Linked DNA regions of Homo sapiens: region 2 is linked to region 1. A link is an interaction called in ENCODE POLR2A ChIA-PET data of the cell type or tissue named here. Cell type or tissue: CD4-positive, alpha-beta T cell. All regions are shown on one strand. Each heading gives the region's core, and the rest is flanking DNA. Links, peaks and the distances in the headings are about the cores only.

Evidence for each region. Peaks named below come from ENCODE experiments on the same cell type or tissue, not always from the same donor. Only the 100,000 strongest peaks of a DNase experiment are listed, where the experiment ranks them.
Region 2: POLR2A ChIA-PET joins it to region 1 with 5 read pairs; 3 of 35 experiments call an interaction of 5 or more read pairs at or near these places.

Annotation. Positions count from the first base shown.
Region 1 is chr1:169,903,639-169,914,017 of GRCh38, reverse strand. No RefSeq gene overlaps it. Among named protein-coding and RNA genes, the nearest start is that of SCYL3, 15 kb to the right of the region's middle. In CD4-positive, alpha-beta T cell, for the core only: no CTCF peak of the experiment used is centred there; a DNase peak (open chromatin) is centred at 5,137; H3K27ac peaks cover 556 bases.
Region 2 is chr1:169,767,680-169,778,058 of GRCh38, reverse strand. No RefSeq gene overlaps it. Among named protein-coding and RNA genes, the nearest start is that of METTL18, 22 kb to the left of the region's middle. In CD4-positive, alpha-beta T cell, for the core only: no CTCF peak of the experiment used is centred there; no DNase peak of the experiment used is centred there.

The DNA of each region.
Region 1 (10,379 bases), core at 3,214-8,213:
GCAATTTGCTCAAAAAACAGGGCACTTGATGAAGTGGAATAATGGAGAGCCAACAGGGCTCCAGACCTGGTATGCTGTACCCCTAGTGTGGATTGCTGGTCCTGATGGATTCTTGTAACCTGTTTGTGCAGAGGGAGATTGAGTGATTGGGAACTGTGCAATGCTCCAAATCAAACACATGTATGAAACACACATGTAGTCATTTCCTAGGGTTGCTAAGCACCAAAACCAGATGGTATAAAACATACGAGTCCGGCATGGTAATGTGCAATGCTCCAAATCAAACACATGTATGAAACACACATGTAGTCATTTCCTAGGGTTGTTAAGCACCAAAACCAGATGGTATAAAACATACGAGTCAGGCATGGTAATGTATTGTCTCACATTTCTGGAGCCTAGAAGTCTGAAATCAAGGTATGAGCAGGGCCCTACTCCCTCTGAGACCTGTAAGGGATAGACCTTCCTTGCTTCTTCCTGGCTTCTGGTGTTTGCTGGCAATCCCAGGCCAGACCTTCCTTGTTTCTTCCTGGCTTCTGGTGTTTGCTGGCAATCCCAGGCCAGACCTTCCTTGTTTCTTCCTGGCTTCTGGCTTCCTGCTTCTTCCTGGCTTCCTGGATTTGCTGGCAATCCCAGGCCTTCCTTGTCTTATACATGCAGCACTCCAGTACTATGCTGTCTCTTCGCTGTGTGTCTTCACATCTTCTTCCCTCTGCATATCTGTCTCTGCGTCCAAATTTCCCTTTCTTATAAAGATGCAGTCATTGGATTATGGCCTACCCTACTAGCCTCATTTTAACTTGATTACCTCTGTAAATATCCTATTTCCAAATAAAGTCACTTACCGAGGTGCTGAGGTACTGGGGGTTAAGACTTCAACATATATTTTTGGGAAGGGATACAATTCAAACTATAATGCTATGCACACGCTGAGCGTAGAAATGAGTTTACTTGTGCATTCATGCAAAATTACAATGTGTTGGCCAGGCACAGTGGCTCATGTCTGTAATCCCAGCACTTTGGGAGGCCGAAGTGGGTGGATCACCTGAGGTCAGGAGTTCAAGACCAGCCTGGCCAACGTGGTGAAATTCCATCTTTACTAAAAATACCAAAAAAATTAGCCAGGCATGGTGCTGGGCGCCTATAATCCCAGCTACTTGGGAGGCTGAGGCAGAAGTTGCAATGAGGTAAGATCATGCCACTGCACTCCAGCCTGGGTGACAAGAGTGAAACTCCATCTCAAAAAAAACAAAAAAATTTACACTGTGTTCTACTGGTGTCTCACAATTCCTGCTGGCCCAAATACTCAAAATAAGTGATAAAAAGAAAATTTTAAGGCCGGGCGCGGTGGCTCACGCCTGTAATCCCAGCACTTTGGGAGGCCGAGGTGGGTGGATCACAAGGTCAGGAGATTGAGACCATCCTGGCTAACACGGTGAAACCCCATCTCTACTAAAAAACAAAAAATTAGCCAGACGCAGTGGCAGGCGCCTGTAGTCCCAGCTACTGGGGAGGCTGAGTCAGGAGAATGGCGTAAACCTGGGAGGCGGAGCTTGCAGGGAGCCGAGATCGCGCCACTGCACTCCAGCCTGGCGACAGAGTGAGACTCCATCTCAAAAAAAGAAAAAAAGGAAAATTTTAAAAGCAACCAGAGGTTGCAATTTTATAAAGACACATTATATACAGAAGAAAACGACAAGGATATTAGCAAATTTCTTATTTTGCTATGGAGAAGATAGCAGAACAGTATCTTTAAAGTACTGTAAAAAAAAAAAAAACCTGTCAATCTAGAATTCTATACCCAGTGTGATGGTTAATTTAATGTCACAAAGTTTTATATGGCTACAGTAAGGGATGCCCAGATATCTGGTAAAGCATTATTTATGGGTGTGTCTGTGAGGGTGTTTCTGGAAGAGATTAGCATTTGAATCAGTAGACTGAGTAAAGATCTGCCAGCCAGGTGTGGTGGCTCCTGCCTGTAATCCCAGAGTTTTGCGAGGCTGAGGCAGGAGGATCACTTAATGCCCAGAGTTTGAGACCAGCCTGGTTAACATAGCAGGACCCCATCTCTACAAAACATAAAAAATTACCTGGGCATGGTGGTGTGCACATGTAGCCTTAGCTACTCAAGAAGCAAGGCAGGAGGATCACTTGAGCCCAGTTAGTTCAGGGCTGCAACGAGCTATGATTGCACCACTGCACTCCAGCCTGTGTAAAAGAGTGAGACACTGTCTCAAAAAATAAGAAAAAAAGCCCAGGCATGGTGGCTCACACCTGTAATCCCAGCACTTTGGGACGCTGAGGCAGGAGGATCACAAGGTCAAGAGATCGAGACTATCCTGGCCAACATGCTGAAACCCCGTCTCTACAAAAAATACAAGAATCAGCTGGGCATGGTGGCGCATGCCTCTAGTCCCAGCTACTTGGGAGGCTGAGACAGGAGAATCATTTGAACCCCAGGGGGCAGAGGTTGCAGTGAGCCAAGATCGCGCCTCTGCACTCCAGCCTGGTGACAGAGTGAGATTCCATCTCTTAAAAAAAAAAAAAAAAATCTGCCCTTACCAGGGTGGGTGGGTATTATTTAATTCATTGAGGGCCTGAATAGAGCAAAAAGGTGAAGAAAGCTTTCTTTTTGAGGTAGGGTGTCTATCTTCTACCTTCAGACATCAGAGCTCCTGGTTCTCAGGCCACTGCACTGTGGGATTTATACCAGCAGCTCTCCTCATACTGAGATACACCATTGACTCCCCCGGTTCTTAGGCTTTTGGACTCAGAATGAATGACACCACCAGCTTTCCTGGTTCTCCAGCTTGCAGATGGCATATTTTGGGACTTCTCAGTCTCCATAATCTTGTAAGCCAATTCTCATAATAAATCTACTCCTATCTAGCTATACCTGTCTATATAGATGGTCCCTGACTTACGATGGATCCCTTTATGATTTTTTACTTTGTGATGGTGGGAAAACAATATATATTCAGGACGTTCCTCAACTTATGACAAGGAACGCCTGTATATCCTTCTGGTTCTGTTTCTGTGGAAAGCCCTAATACACCCAGTGAAAATATCTTCCAAAAATGAAAGTGAAAAAAATGATATTTTCAGAGGTACAAAAGCAGAAAGAATTCTTCACCAGCAGACCCACACAATATAAATGTTAAAGTCTTTCAGGCAGAAAAAAATGATACCAGATGAACTATGGATCTACACCAAATAATGAAGAGCATTGAAAATGGTAACTACATGGGCAAATATTCCCTAGCTTCCTAGTCTCACAGCCAGAAGCCCCTACCATGAATCATTTCTTGAGGTGAGAGGGGTTGGGGGGCGCAGGCAGGGGCAGGGGTGGAAGAGAAGAATTTCTACTTAAGTATTATCAGGACAAACGTCTGTGTGGCTAATTTTAGCTCTCCAGAAGAAAACTTCATTCTCATGGAAGTCTAGCAAACATTATTTTCAGGAAAACTGATTTATTCTCAAGAAGTGCAAATAATCACATAAGACCACAGAGTTCTGTCCCAGCTCATGTTGGGGATAATTGTCTTTCTCGTGCATTAGTAGAAATAAAATGATGCTTGCTCAAACACCAGCAACTTGTTTCACAAGTTGAGCGGTTCTCAAACATTACCTTAAATGAGAATCACCGGGTGGGCTTGCTGGGCCAGACTGGAATTGTTTGTGATTCAGCAGGTCTGAGATGGGGCTCAAAAACTTGCTTTTTTTTTTTTTGAGACGGAGTTTCACTCTTGTTGCCCAGGCTGGAGTGCAGTGGTATGATCTCAGCTCACTGCAACCTCTGCCTCCCGGGTTCAAGTGATTCTCCTGCCTCAGCCTCCTGAGTAGCTGGGATTACAGGCCCACCACCACCACACCCGGCTAATTTTTGCATTTTTTTAGTAGAGACGGGGTTTCACAATGTTGGCCAGGCTGGTCTGGAACTCCTGTCCTCAGAAGATCCACCCACCTCGGCCTCCCAAAGTGCTGGGATTACAGGCGTGAGCCACTTGCATTTCTAACAAGTTCCCAGGGGCTGCTGCTGGCTCCGGTCAAGGACCACACTTTGAGAACCACTGCGCTAGTTCGCAGTATGGGCCCTGTTGTTTATACTAGTATGCATTTTATGGAATCATCTGGGGAGCTTTAAAAATATATATATCCAACTCAAACCAATTAAATCATCTTTGGGGATGGAACACATGCATCACGTGGTTTAAAAGTTCTGCCAGGTCCCGACGGGCTGCCCGGCCGTGCACCGGGACCGGGTCGGGTGCAGAGAGCCCCTAGTCCTGGGAAATGGGGTGCAGCCGAAAAGGCAGCCACCCCCACGCCCTTCATACAAGGCACGTTCGTAGGGAACCTGGCGCTGAATCACTCAGAGACGACCTGCTTCTGGGTCGGGGTTTGGGGTTTCCTATGTAGCAGAGCAACTCTCTCGCTGAAATGTATTGAAAGTCAGCCCTGGACATATAAAAAATTTTTTTTAATTATTTCAAAAAAAATTCTGCCAGGTGATTTTAATGTGCAACCAGGGTTGAGAATTGCTAGTTCATAGGAAATTAACTGGTAGGTATATCTTCAGTATCTGAAACCAGTAAATACACAGGAATTCCCACATGAAACTTCTTGAAATGGCTGTGTGCTTGTTTATAGTTTAGGTATAGGTTCCTTAGTTATAGGTTCCTGTCCAGGTTATATGGGAGAGCAAGGATGTTGTGAGCATGAAATTCTTGTGCCAGTAGATACTACATCTGTATTATTTGTTCCAGCAGATGTGGCAGATGCTGATGTTATAATGTAACTACAATTACTGTTTGTAGTTCAGGCAACAGGACACAGGGGTTCTGCTTCCACATCAGATACATTGGTTGACCTAAAAGTAGCAACAGCAAAAGCTACCATCCTGAGTACCTACAAGCACACAATATAGTACACACAAAACCAGCTGCCGTAGTGGTAATCACTAATGGCTGTTGAGTTGCACAACTGGTCATAAATATTGTCATCATCCCTAATACAATTAAAAGTATAGTGTATATAGTGTAACAGTGTAGCCAAAATTGTCACCAAAGGGTAAATATAACTTTAGTCCATTATATCTTAGGCCTTTTTTTCTTAGCTTGTTCATCACCAGATGTGAGTCATCTGGTCTCTTAGTTACCTATTTCTGTTTCTGCCTTCACCACTACTTCCTTTTTGTTTTTTTGTTTTTGCTTTTTTTTTTTTTTTTTTTTTGAGATGAAGTCTCCCTCTGTCACCCAAGCTGGAGTGCAGTGGCGCAATCTTGGCTCACTGCAAGCTCCGCCTCCTGGGTTCAAGCGATTCTCCTGCCTCACCCTCCCAAAGTAGCTGGGACTACAGGTGCGTACCACCACACCTAGCTGTACTACTTCCATTTCTTTAATGCAAGTCTCTCTCTGAGTAATCAGGCCTCTAGTCCTGCAAAATAAGTGTTTGACACTAATAGAAGGTATTTATTCTAGCCTAAATAGCTATCCTCTCCTATCAGACAAGCTCATTTCCTCATTGGAGGGAAAACTCCTAGCAATGCTTCTTCTTTGCCTTGGGAATATATCCATTGAGTCCCATCAGCTAGAGGAAGGAGAAGAAAAACTGAATGCAATTAGGGACCCCACAAGCCTTTCTGAAAAGTAATTTTCCTCTTCTGCATCTGGTTGTGTACCATCACTTGATGCAGTATGGAAGTGCCTCAGATTCTCTCCAAGTGGTTGGAGTACCCTCTTTATATTCTTCATTTAATTCCCTAATCTATTGGATTCAGAGATGGAAATAACCCCTATTGTCCCAGTTTTCCTTTTTATAGGCTTGTGGTTCAAGTTAGAGCATCTATTTCATATATTTATAAACCTCTCCCTCATCAAGTTGGTATCTACATACATCAGCAGGGCTTTCTATAGTTACTTTTCCCAAGCTGGGTTTACACTAATTATCGAGGCATTTTGTTTCCATCTATGTGACCATATAGTCAGCCCATCAGCCGCAGCCCACCAATCACCTGGCTTCTTGTACTGTCTGCATTGAAACTACCTGGAGCTAAATATATTGTGCCAATTTGCTTGGTCCTTCTTTTCTGAGGGCATGTAGGTGGGAAGGCAGAGCCTAGCATTTAACTTTATTTCAGGTTATGGTGGCATTGCTATCCGTGACGCACTAGTAGTCTTTGTGTTTCCACTGTAAATCCTACCAGGGTATTTTCCTCTTATCACAGGTTCCCCTTTGATCTCAGTTGACACAGCCATCCTTCAGAATAGTGGAGGCCCAGTGTCTGCCATGCCGCCTTCTTGTGAGTGTAATATTTTGGCCCCTTCCTTAAAGTACGATTGATATTTTAATTCGCTCCAGATCTGAGCCATCACTCTGGACTGTTCGCAGTTTAATCTGTTTCAAAATATAGTTAGAAGCTTTGTTGCTACGATGTAGGCACCAGACCCATAAGACCTTCCAACTCAAGTAGCTCCAACTGGACCAAAAGTGGTTGTTTTTCTAAGGGCATAAATTTGTTTGTATCCCCTGGAATCCCTTACATCAAAATCCCACTGGTGGCTCCTGAAGCTTTCCTGACCTGATAGGGATCATCCACAGATCTAAGATCCAGAATCCAGTAAGTAATGCCACTAAAGAAAATTCTGAGACTAATGGGGGCACCTCTTTTTAATTGGGCTTGTATCAGTCAGAGTTTGATCAGAAAAACAGAACCACTATGAGTGATATAGCATATGGAATTTATTACAGGATTACCTCTTGTACAATTATAGCACCATTGTATAATATGAAACTATTCAAAGGAAGTAAAAATGAGCTCTAAGGAACATTCCCTGGCCCTAGAGTAAAGGGAACTGGCACATGTTCCTGGCACCATTTCAGATTTTCTATGAACCCAAGATGACTACACATCTCTGTTTCCATGGGAGTATCCTTTGTGGTTATTGTGTCCATCTCACTGTTGCATGTTGGGTAAGGGTGGAGAGTTCAAGATGGCAGGTACCTTCTTTCAGTCCACAGGTTCTAGATCAAGAAGAGCCATACTAGAAGAGAACCTGAACACCACTCCCAAAGAGCCTCATCCATGCCTGGATGTGATTTTGATGATGAGATCCTACACTTTAAACCAGAGCCTAATGCCATAACGATAGGAGGTTTTTGGCAGAGGAGGTAAGCATATTTTGCTTGTGGATGGGATGTAAATAACTGTGGCAGAAGGAGATATGTAACTAAAAAAGGTGACCATGGTATTCTCCAGCTCCTCTCATCAAAAGATGGACTCTATTTCCTCACTTTTTGAAACTGGGCTTCCCTTGTATCTCACTTCTACCAATAGAATGAGACAGAAATGATGAGTGAGTTCTTACAGGTTCAGCTCTTTTTCCTTCTTCTCTACAATTTACTACTGTTTCAAGTCTGCTGTGTAATCAGCACTGCACTAGTACATGAATATGAAGCTGAACCCCTCAGATTATATCTATTACAGCTTGCACCAGGTGGGACATGGAGCTGCCCACTAAGGCTTAGACTCCAGGAGGGTGAGTCAAGGAAACATCACCTTTTGGTTAGCTTAACTGTCAGGGTTTTTTCTTTTTTCTTTTATTTTTTTTTTACCAGAAGCAGAAATACTTTTTATTCTTTTAAAAATGTTTGTTATTTTTATTTTTTATTATACTTTAAGTTCTAGGGTACATGTGCACAACATGCAAGTTCATTACATATGTATACATGTGCCATGTTGGTGTGCTGCACCCATCAACTCGTCATTTACATTAGGTATATCTCTAATGCTATCCCTCCCACCTCCTCTCACCCCACAACAGGCCCCGGTGTGTAATGTTCCCCTTCCTGTGTCCAAGTGTTCTCATTGTTCAATTCCCACCTGTGAGTGAGAACATGCAGTGTTTGGTTTTCTGTCCTTGCGATAGTTTGCTCAGAATGATGGTTTCCAGCTTCCTCCATGTCCCTACAAAGGACATGATCTCATCCTTTTTTATGGCTGCATAGTATTCCATGGTGTATATGTGCCACATTTTCTTAATCCAGTCTATCATTGTTGGACATTTGGGTTGGTTCCAAGTCTTTGCTATTGTGAATAGTGCTTCAATAAACATATGTGTGCATGTGTCTTTATTGTAGAATGATTTATAATCCTTTGGGTATATACCCAGTAATGGGATGGCTGGGTCAAATGGTATTTCTAGTTCTAGATCCTTGAGGAATCGCCACACTGTCTTCCACAATGGTTGAACTAGTTTGCAGTCCCACCAACGGTGTAAAACTGTTCCTATTTCTCCACATCCTCTCCAGCACCTGTTGTTTCTTGACTTTTTAATGATCACCATTCTAAGAGCTTCTTTATTTCCAGTCCTGGGCTGAAGGAATCTTATTGTTGTGTTCCAGCTTTATTGAGATATAATGGACAGATTAAAAATTGTATGTATTCAAGGTGTACACTGTGATGACTTGATAGATGGATACATTGTGAAATGATTATCATAGCCAGGCACGGTGGCTCACAGCTGTAATCCTAGCACTTTGGGAGGCCGAGGTGGGGGGATCACTTGAGCCCAGGAGTTCAAGACCAGCCTGGGCAGCAAAGAGAGATCTCATCTCTACTAAAATTCTAGAAAAAATTGGCTGGGCATGGTGGTGCATGCCTGTAGTCCCAGCTAGTTGGGGGTGGGGAGAACGTGAGGGGTGCTGAGTTGGGAGGATCGCTTGAATCTGGGAGGTTGAGGCTGCTGCGAGTCCTGATTGCACCACAGCACTGCAGTCCAGGTGACAGAGTGAGGCTTTGTCTTTAAAAAAAAAAAAAAAAAAAAAAAGATTATCATCACCACAATTAGTTACTATTTGTGTGTATGTGGGGTGAGGAAGGGGGAAGCCACTTAAAATCCACTGTCTCCAAATGTCAAGTATACAATGCAGTATTAGTAAGTGTAATCAGTGTGTTGTATGTTAGATCCCCAGAGCTTAGTCATCTTAAACTGAAAGTCTATACCCTTTGTCCAGCATCTCCCAATTTCCCCCACCCCACAGCTTCTGGCAACCACCTGCTACTCTCTGCAAAGGCATCAGTTTTAATTTGGTGATTTTGAAAAGGAGAACCACACAAGTTTGGAGGGTTCATACAAACTCCAGAAATGGAGTGAAATAGTTAAGAAAGGGACGCTGAGCCTGTGTTAGTCCATTCCCACATTGCTAGAAAGAACAACCTGAGACAGGGTAATTTATGAAGAAAAGAGGTTTAATTGATTCACAGTTCCACAGGCTGTATAGCAAGCATGGCTGGGGCATCCTCAGGAAACTTAAAGTCATGGTGGAAGGGCGAAGGGGAAGCAAGCACCTTCTTCACATGATGGAGCAGGAAAGAAAGAGAGCAGGGGTAGGTGCTACACACACACTTTTAAACAACCAGATCTTATGAGAACTCAGTATCACCAGGAGAACACAGGGGAAATCCACCCCTATGATCCAGTCACCTCCCACCAGGTCCCTCCCCCAACACTGGGAATTAGAATTTGACAGGCGATTTGGGTGGGGACACAGAGCCAAACCACATCAGGGCCTATCAATCATTTCTCACTGAAATTACCAAGTCTAGCTACTTGTTTTTATTTTTTAACATTTCTAATGTCTTTATGAGTATCCTCAATTTTTAGTTTTCTCAAATTTGACTTTTAATAACACAGAATATGTTATAAGGCACATGCTGTTGATAGAGTTCCACTTTGTTTCAACTGTTAATGACTTGATGAATGTGATATTCATCTCCCTTCATGTGTACCTGTGTACATGCTCGTACACAGTGATATGGTTTGGCTCTGTGTCCCCACCCAAATCTCATGTTGAAGTATGACCCTCAGTGTTGGAGGTGGGACCTAGTGGGAGGTGACTGGATCATGGAGGTGGTTTGTAATGATGTAGCGCCATCCCCCTAGTGCTGTCTCGTGACAGAGTTCTCATGAGATCTGGCTGTTTAAAAGTCTGTAGGGTCTCCCCTTTCACTCTTTTCCTCCTGCTTCTGACATGTAAGATGTGCTTGCTTCCCCTTCACCTTCTGCCATCATTTTAAGTCACCTGAGGCCTCCCCAGAAGCAGAAGCCTGTACAACCCACGGAACCATAAGCCAATTAAACTTCCTTTGTTTATAAATTACCTAGTCTCAGGTATGTTTTTATAGCTGAGCAAGAATGGACTAATACACATAGCATGGTCTTTTTTTTTAATTGAGAAATAATACAGATACCATAAAAGTACCTTTTTAAAATTTACATTTAAAATGTACTTTAAAAATATAATTTAGTGGATTTTAGTATATTCTAAAGGTTGCACAACCATCACCATTATCCAGTTCCCAGAATGCTTTCATCACT
Region 2 (10,379 bases), core at 2,740-7,739, 140 kb after region 1:
TCATTTAACATTAGGTATATCTCCTAATGCTATCCCTCCCCACTCCCCTCATCCCACAACAGGCCCCAGTGGGTGATGTTCCCCTTCCTGTGTCCAAGTGTTCTCATTGTTCAATTCCCACCTATGAGTGAGAACATGCAGTGTTTGGTTTTTTGTCCTTGTGATAGTTTGCTGAGAGTGATGGTTTCCAGCTTCCTCCATGTCCCTACAAAGGACATGAACTCATCATTTTTTATGGCTGCATAGTATTCCATGGTGTATATGTGCCACATTTTCTTAATCCAGTCTATCATTGTTGGACGTTTGGGTTGGTTCCAAGTCTTTGCTATTGTGAGTAGTGCCACAATAAACATACGTGTGCATGTGTCTTTATAGCAGCATTGTTTATAATCCTTTGGGTATATACCCAGTAATGGGATGGCTGGGTCAAATGGTATTTCTAATTCTAGATCCCTGAGGAATCGCCACACTGTCTTCCACAATGGTTGAACTAGTTTACAGTCCCACCAACAGTGTAAAAGTGTTCCTATTTCTCCACATCCTCTCCAGCACCTGTTGTTTCCTGACTTTTTAATGATTGCCATTCTAACTGGTGTGAGATGATATCTCATTGTGGTTTTGATTTGCATTTCTCTGATGGCCAGTGATGATGAGCATTGAAAAAGAAGACTTTTTTTTCCCTTTAGGAGCTACTCTGTTAATTGAAGAAAAGGAAAACTTGATGGAAGAAAATGAGAGAGAATGAGAGAATTGCTAGAGCAATGGCCTTGAGTTGGTAAGAGCTGATAATATTCAAAACTGAAGTGGAAGGGTTAGCCTTAGATAGAAGCACAGATAGGCAGTACATCCATGGTAATGAGAGGAAATGCAAAGTATATGGTACAGGGCTAGATAAGGCAGTAGGAGTTTGTGGAAACTCTCTTTTGATGGCTTCTATTTTCTCAGAGAAATAGGAAACAAGATCATCAGTTAAAAATGAGGGAGGGGGGAAGAGATAATAGTAGTATGAAGAGAGAGGGAAGGGTATGGAGCAGTCACATGAATGGAATTGAGGAAATGTAGTATGACTGACAGGCATACTGTCGCATAAGGGCCCGCTTGAAGTTAGCAATTCTAAATTTAAACGGAGACCTGTTTAAATCTAAAGGGAGCAAGGCTTTGTAGATTTTCTCCAACTATGATCTAGTAAATTGGTGAAGACCCAGAGTAGGCAGATAGTGGGATTTAAACAGGGTTGGGATCTAACGAAGAGAGATTAATGACACAAAGTTCAGCAACTCCTCTGTAGCATCAAAGTGGGAGTACTTGTACCTGGAATATGTCTTTTCCCTAGTGCAAGGGAACAACGCTGGGGCCTTGAGCTGCCAACAGACACTTGACGGTAACACTTGGTAGGATCCTTGACTGTGTGTTGCCTGAGGTGGAGGATTAGCATAAACACACACATTTGGCACCTCCAACAGCAATAAAAATGTGATCCAGTCAAGACAGCCTTCATAAGAAATGCTTCTACTCAAATTTCCACTCATTAGTGCTTCCTATCTTTTGCAGTTTGCTAACTTGGATCAGGATGAAAAAATTGGTTGGCTCCTGCTGGGGGAATTTTTTAATGTCACCATTCAATGTTTTGTGGTTTCCTGTATTAGAAAATGGCTGTTTACTCAATTTTGATTGTTGATGAGAATAGACATAATATCTGTTTTTGGTGGCTCTGAATATTTTCACACATTGATTAACCCATCAACCGCATTTACTAAACTCCTACTCCATGCAAAGCCCTAGCTGATAAAATAGTGTAAAGAACACTGTTCCTCATGTTAATGGCCTTAAAAGCTTACTGGGGCCAGATATTGTGGCTCATGCCTGTAATCCCAGCATTTTGGGAGGCCACAGTGGGAGGATCAATTGAGATCAGCAGACCAGCCTGGGTAACATAGTGAGATTCCATCTCACAAAAAATAAAAAATGAAAAGTAGTGGGGTATGGTGGCACATGCCTGTAGTCACAGCTACTCACTAGGCTGAGGTGGGAGGACTGTTGAGCTGGGAGGTAGAAGCTGCAGTGAGTTGTGATCACACCACTTCCCCCCATTCTAGGCGACAGAGTAAGACCTTGTCTCAAAAAAAGAAAATTTTTATTGAGTAGGTAATAAACAGTAAAAACCTTTTTACCTAAATGGCCAATGAGAGAAAAATATTTCTAGCAGTTCAGAGAAAAAGCTAGGGTTTGAGTGGTTAGGACAGGCTTTATAGAGGTAGGCCTGGAGATATAGAAAATGCTAAATTGGGGAAGAAAGTGAAGTGGTCCTGGAGAAGATACTTATTTAAAGGAAGGTTTGATAAGGAAAGGCTGAATGTACTCCAGGGGGGCAAAAAACTCATCCTGGTTAGGGCAGTGTTGTTGAAAAGGGTAGTTTGAGCTAAGTAACAGAGAGTCTTAAGGGCTGACTAAGGAATTTTGCCTTTGTTTTTTACTTCTTTAAAAGCCATTGAAGGTTATTAGCAAAGGAGCAGTGGTGTGAAACACTGATACTTTATAGCTGATCTCCTCACGGTGCTTGCGTATCCTAACAGAATGTTGTTAGGCCAGGCTATATTTTGGACAGTGGCTGAAAATAAATAATAGCTGTATACTATTGATTATATGACTGTACCACAATGTACAGTCTTAATCTATATTTTTAAAGCATTTTCCCCAATTTTTTTTAGCATTAAAAGCAATATTGCAATAGGCATTCTTGTGTGTAAACCCTTGTACACATGCCTAATTATGCTGGACAAATTGATGGGTCAGAGTATATAAATATTTTATTTTTATTTATTATTATTTTTTGAGACAGAGTTTTGCTCTTGTTGCCCAGGCTGGAGTACAGTGGCACAATGTCAGCTCACTGCAACCTCCACCTCCTGGGTTCAAGCAATTCTCCTGCCTCAGCCTCCCGAGTAGCCAGGATTACCAGCATACGCCAACATGCCTGGCTAGTTTTTGTATTTTTAGTAGAGACAGGGTTTCACCATGTTGGTCAGGATGGTCTCAAACTCCTGACTTCAGGTGATCCACCCGCCTTGGCCTCCCAAAGTGCTGGGATTATAGGCATGAGCCACCGTGCCTGGCCTATAAATATTTTTAAAGTGTTCTGATCTATATTAATTACATGCCGAACTAGGTGTATGATTTTTTTTTTTTTCTGAAACATTCGCAGCTCAGTATTCTTACAGATTTTGGTTATTTGTGGGAAAAGGCTATTTCCTTATTTGATGTTTATTTCTTTGAGAGTTTACTTCTTTGATAAGGTTAAACTTTTTCACATACATATATGCATAGTTTATGTTTTTTGTTTTGAATTGCTTTTAGCAGTTTAGTTTTGAATACTCCATTGGGAGTATTCATTGTTTTCTTACTGTTTTGTAAAGGCTCTTTTTGTATTCATATATATACATATATTTGTCATAAGTGCTACAAATTTTTTGTGTTTGCTTTTTAACTTTGTTTATAAAAATTTCTGATATATATTAGTTTTAAAAATTAGTATTTTACAAGCTTTTCATTTATGGTAATGTGGCACTATGTTAAAAAATGTCCCATCAGCCCAGCTCTTTGGGAGGCTGAGGTGCTTGAAGGCAGAAGTTCGAGATAAGCCTGGGAAACAAAGCAAGACCCCTGTCTCTACAAAAAATAAAAAATAAGTTGGATGGGGTGTCGCATGCCTGTAGTTCCTGCTACCTGGGGGGCTGAGCTGGGAGGATCACTTGAGCCCAGGAGTTCAAGGCTGCAGTGAGCCATGATCATGCCATTGCACTCTAGGCTAGGTGACAGAGCAAGACCCTGTCTCTGAAAAAAAAAAAAATTCCCATCAAAAGACTATATAACAACTTATATTTTCTTCAAGTATTTTGTGGTTTCTTTTTTTAAAAAAATTTAAATGTAATACATCTGGAATTTATTTTAATGTAAGATGAAGGCAGGAACCTAATTTTATCCTCCCTCCTTTCCTTCCTCCCCTCTAATGATTAGCTATTTGTCTTAACCCTATCTATGCCAATTTCTGCTGATTTGAATTATGTCATGTTTATCATACCTTAAATCTTCATCATAATTAGGTATAGTTCTGGTCTTTTTATGCTGTTTCATTGCTTTGCTGCCTATTGCTACACTAGTATTAAATTGTTTTCATCAATACACCTTTATAATAGAATTTTGTATCTGGCAGGCAAGACTCTCCTTGATTTCTGTCCTTTTCAGACCTTTTTTGTTTTGGGGGGAGTGGTGGGGTCCCATTCACTCTTCATATATGCTTATATTTCCCAGGTAAACTTTGTAATTATCTGACAATTTGTAAGCAATTCCTAAGATATTTCGTTTGACATTGTATTAAATGTATACATTAATTTGGTGAGAAATGGAACACCTAGACTATTAAATATTAGAATCCAGTAAGATGGTCTATCTCCCCATACATGTAAGTTTTTTTTTCTTTAGGCCATTATTAACATCTTTTAGTTTCTTTACATATCCTACAAATGTGTTAAGTTTATCCCTATGTTTCTTCTATCTTTTTTTTTTTTAACATTGTTAAAGTGAATAGGATTTTTCCCATTATATTTTTAAACTAGTGGTTTCTGGTAAATAGGAAAGCTGTTTATTTAGGACATTTCCCTTTTTTTTCCTAAGCTTGTCTTCCCTTGGCTTTATGACCCTTCTCTTTTCGCGGAATGCCTCAGATCTCACCTAGGGAAGCAATGTGGAGTAGCAGAAAAAGCTTTGGTTTAAAATCATGTCTTTGACTCTTGGTTCTGTATCTTAGAAATTGCATGACCTTGAACCAGTTAGTTAACTGGTTCTGAATATCAGTTTCTTCTTCTGAAAAATTGGGATCATAAAACCAACCTCATGGGTTTGTTGTGAGGATTAAATGAAATAATATGTGCTACACTTACTAGGTTCCAGTCCCTAGCATGATGCACATATAAATGCTCAATAAATGTTTGTTGAATAAATACTGTTAATAGAGAGCCACAATCTCCTAAAAGTATACCATGAGCATTTGTCCCTTGTACTTTTTAAGAGAAGAAGGTAACACATTATTAGATAAAAGGTCACTGAGCAAATTTTAATCTGCAACCTGGTGCCATGAATGAACAAACTGGGAAGTAAGAGTAGGGAGGCTTCCTGTCATGGAGGTGGCTACATAAATGGAATAATTCCAGGGGACTCAGAAACCTACTGTTCATACCTGTTTCCCAGCCATTGGCCACAGTGTCTGAAATGAAGTCGAGAGCCTGCTGTTGGGCCAGACAGCATTCTCCCCTTAGGTTATCTTTGAAAATACAATCACATTTGGACACAATATAAATCAGTTTATCAAATCACTTTTTTTTTCTGTAGAGATGAGATCCAGGCACCATGATATTTCTGGTGCCTATGGAAAAGGAAGACACAAAAAATGGAAAAGGAGGATTTCAAAGATTAATTTTGCTTGCATGACATTTTCCCCAGTAGTTGCCTGGGCAAGGGAACTCATTTGCAAATGATGATCTCTCATTTTCAGTTGAGGGTATTTCCTATTAGTCAGTTATCATTATGGCTTATAAATATGTCCATTGTAAGTTTGCTAAGTATACAGCAATTCCCCAGAGGCTGGTTAGTCCTTGGTAAGTTTATGAATTTAACAATTTCAGGAACACGGGGTCGAAAGGTAAGGTACAACAGCCATGAGGTTGGAAGGAAAGAGCTAACACCCTGTGTCTTACCATGTTAGTCACTGAAAGCTATTGTTTGATTCCTATGGAAAGTGTCTTCTTAAAACAAATCTTCTCTGAGAATTGTCTTTCCACTGTTGCCTAGACCAGTTAAGTATACAGGTCATTTTCTTGTTCTTGACAGAGTTTTGGGAACAGTAAATCCTAAGAACCCCAGAGAATCTTGAACTTTCTAATAGGAGCTTCAAGTTTTCTGTTTTTCTGTCCTGAACGGGAAATAATTTTACAGTTATTAACTTCAACCAGTGAAACACCAAAAATGCTTCACTAGGAACATGTCCAATATCAGTGATCACATTTAAAAATCCTAAGTGAACAATTACATAAATTATCTAAGGACTCTTCTAATGTCTTACTTTCCTGTCTAACTGACACCAAAGAATAAAAATCTAAACTCTTCTTTCTCCAGTGCTGTTTTTATTTCTGCTACCAGTATCCTCTTCTTGGCAAATCAGAAGTCTTCCATCCATCCATCCATCCTTCCATCCATCCATCCATCCATCCATCCATTCTTTCACCCATCCAGTCATTCAGGCGATAAGAATTGAGAACATACTTAAGTGCACATTAGCTAGCTCTATGCTAGGTAATGTAGAGGTACAAAAAGCAGAATAAAATACTATCCCTGATCTCAAACTATTTACATTTCCCATAGAAAGACAAGACATGCTAAGACTCTGTGTCTGTTTCCTTTCACAGAAAAGTCTCTCAAGAATTGTCTGTGCTTGCAGGTTACATTTTCTCATTTCTCGTTATCTCCTCAATCTACTCTAATTGGTCTTCTGTCTCAACACTCCACTCAAAGTGCTCATCATATTTCCAAATCCAATGGTCACTTTTCTGTCCTTATATTATTTGACTGCCCAGAAGTTGATGACTGCCTCGCCTCTTTGACACCCTTCTTCTCTTGCCTTCTATGATGCTTCATCTCCTGGCTTTCCTCTCCACCTCATTGGGTGCTCAGTGTTACTTATTTTGCCAGTTTCTATTCCTCTTATAACCATCTAAATGTACACCAGAGTCCTAGGCCTTCATTGCCTCCTTATCTTCACCTACTTTGAGTATCTCATCTACTCCCCTGGCTTTAAATACTATGCATTTGCCAATGATCAGATTAATTTCCTTTTCCCTTACGTTTCTTATTTATTTATTGAGACAGGTTCTCACTCTGTCACCTAAGCTGGTTTGCAGTGGCGAGATCTTGGCTCACTGCAACCTCCGCCTCCTGTACTCAAGTGATCCTCCCATCTCAGCCCCCCAAGTGGCTTGGACCACAGTCATATGCCACCATGCCCAGGTAATATTTTGCATATTTTGTAGAGACAGGGTTTTCCCATGTTGCCCAGGCTGGTCTCAAACTCCTGAGCTCAACTGATCTGTCTGCCTTGGCCTTCCAAAGTCCTGGGATCACAGGCCTGACCTACCACACCTGACCCTGTCCCTTACCTTTCAATGGGCTCCACTCACCTGAAATCTCCACTGGGATGTCTAATAAGCCTCTCAAAATTAATTTGCAAAACAAAGCCTGTGATTCTCAATCTCCTTTATCTCAATTCACAGCACCCATTTATTCAGTTGCTCAGGTACAAACCTAGGAACCATTATTAATTTATTTTCTTTTTTTTACTCTCATATATGATCCATAAACCAAACCTATTATAGACTCTACCCCCAAAGTAGAGTGCCACTTTTATTTATTTCTACGACTACTATCCTAGTCTAAGCTACCATTATCTCTTGTCTGAGCCACTGAAATAGCCCCTAACTTAGTTTACTCCTACCTCATTATAGTTAATTCTCCAGAATTATCTTTTAAAAATACAAATCACACCTCTCACCCTAGTGCAAAACCTCCAGTGATTTTTAAATCCTCTTGGAATAAAATCTGGTTGCCTTATTATGACCTATAAGAGACTATATTATCTGGCTCTACTTATAATTCCAATCTCAGCATATAACAGTGTTTTCCTCTGTGCTTAGTATGCTGCAGGCACACTGGCCTTCTTTTTGGTCCTTGAACAGGCAAAGCTTGCACCCAAGGGCATTTGTATTTGCTATTCAGTCCAAAAGTTCTGTCCCCACATCTTTGCACACCTAGCTTCTCGGTATCCTTCAGGTCGCAGCTCACATGTGGTCTCTTTCTTAGAGAGATCTTTTCTAACCATGCAAAGGTAAGCAGGCTTCCTTCCAGTGCCTTTTCGCTGTCCATTACCTTGTTTCATTTTTTTCACAGTACGTACCATTGTCTGAAATCATCTTGTTAAATGATTTGTTTATGTATTTATTGTCTACCTTTCCCTCTCTGGAATGTCAATTCTGTGAGATCTAGGATTTTATGTGTCCTATTCACTGCTGTATCTTTACTACTTAGAATGATGTTCTTCACAGAAAGCCTCAAAATATTTGTTCAATGAATGAATAAATGAAAGATTCTTTAGAAGCTTCTCATTACATTTAGGGTAAGGTCCAAGATACTACATAGGTTTTAGAAGCCAATCCTTGCTGCTTTCTCTAGCCGTATTTTTCACCACCAGATCCCTTCTGAACTCTGCTTGGCTTTGACTATGTAGTATTACTTTTTACCATTTCCGTACTTTTGCACGTATTGTTCTTTTCCCCTGGATGTACTTCCTTCTCTGTACACATCTTTACCTGGATAATTTCTACTTATCTTTTAAGTCTTAGCTTAGAGTCCACTCTCTGTGGTGGTGGTTGGTAATCTTGCCAAGCTGCTTCCCATCAGATCAGGAAGATTGGAGTCTTCATTTAGAAAGTTCAGAGGTCTCCTTGTCTTCTTGGAATTGGATATTCCCATAATTGTCAATACCAATAAAAATGTTGGTGTTTTTGACTGAGACCATGGTGTGACAATTCTTAATGAAGGCTTGTTTTAAACCATCTATCACCATAGCAATCAGAAAATAGTTGTAGTGACTAATAGAGTAATAAAAATAAAAAGATTAGGCTAAACAAGGTGTTTCCTATGCAAACTGATGGCTTTTGGTTTCTCGCCCTTCTGCTCTTGGGTCTCTCAGATCTTTACTGTGTTTCCTAAGAAATGCTCATGTTTGGGAATTGGTCTCTAATCACCAAGTTTCGTGACTGTGTTTCTAGGTCAAAGCCAGACATCTGATTAAATTAAATTGGTCAAAAATCCTTGTTCTTGAGAATGGGAGTTTGTCATCTATAAAAGGCATTCCTTTCTTCAGGGAAGACAACTGAGGAGGAAAAGAACAAGAAAATATGATCATATTTATCATCCATGTGTGGCAGGTACCTGTAATCCCAGCTACTTGGGAAGCTGAGGCAGGAGAATCACTTGAACCCGGGAGACAGAGGTTGCAGTGAGCAGAGATCGCACCACCACAGTCTAGGCTGGGAGACAGAGTGAGACTCCATCTCAAAAAAAAAAATTTTTTTTAATGTTTCTTCCATGCCTGTAGGAAAAAGGCTCTGACGTCCTTTCTTCCACGTATCTCTCCTGAACTTCCAGGCTGGATTATGTTCCCCATGGTCTCTGCACTAATACTTCTATCACAGATATACCACATTATAATTATTTTTCTACTTGCAGATTGCCAAATAAAATTTCAAACATATCTATAATCTATATAAAATCAATAATATTTTTCTAACTTGGCATTTAATAAATAATTGTTGAGTTTGTTGAATGAATAGGTTATGGAAGAAAATTAAAGTAAACACGTCAACAAAAAATATCACAAGATCATATATAAGTAAATGTGATTTAAAGAGTCAGAAGAATGTCCTGAACTGCAGAGCAGTTAAATATCTCTGTGGGCTGAAGTAGCCAGGGGAGGCTTTGTAGGAGCACAGCCTTAGAGGTTGGATATAGTTGAGTAAACAAGATGGAGAGAGGACATTATTCCAAAAATAGTGGCAGAGAGGCACAGGCCAGTGAGCGGACAAGTACTGCAATGGAATTAGTGCCACAAAATCAGGTTAAAGTCCATTTAGATAGAGCTCTGATGCCCAGGCTAAGGAGTCAGAGCCTTTTTCCTACAGGCAAGGAGGAAACATTAAAAAAAAATGTGTTTTTTTTTGGGGACCGAGTCTCACTCTGTCTCCTAGCCTAGAATGCAATAGTCTGATCTCTGCTCACAGCAACCTCCACCTCCCAGGTTCAAGCGATTCTCCTGCCTCAGCTTCCTGAGTAGCTGGGATTACAGGTACCTGCCACACTACACTCAGCTAATTTTTGTATTTTTAGTAGAGACAGGGTTTCACCATGTTGGCCAGGCTGGTCTCGAACTCCTGACCTCAGGTAATCCACACATCTCGGCCTCCCAAATTGCTGGGATTACAGGCATGAGTCATCACACCTGGCCAAAAATTTTTAATTGTACAAATAATATGCTGTACATTCTGTTTAAGGAAAACTTATTTTGTCACGGAATGCAGGATGTGTTGAAAGGAGGAAAGAAGGCTTACATTTAAGCAAGGGGCTTTGGAAGGAGTATTGGGATGAGAAGGACAGCAGCCAGTCATAGAGAGGCAAAGCATTAGGGAGTTGATAATCCACTGATCCTTCACTTAAAAGTATAAACATACATGACTTCCTGGTGGTTTTTGTGGACTCATAATCCTATATTCGTCATA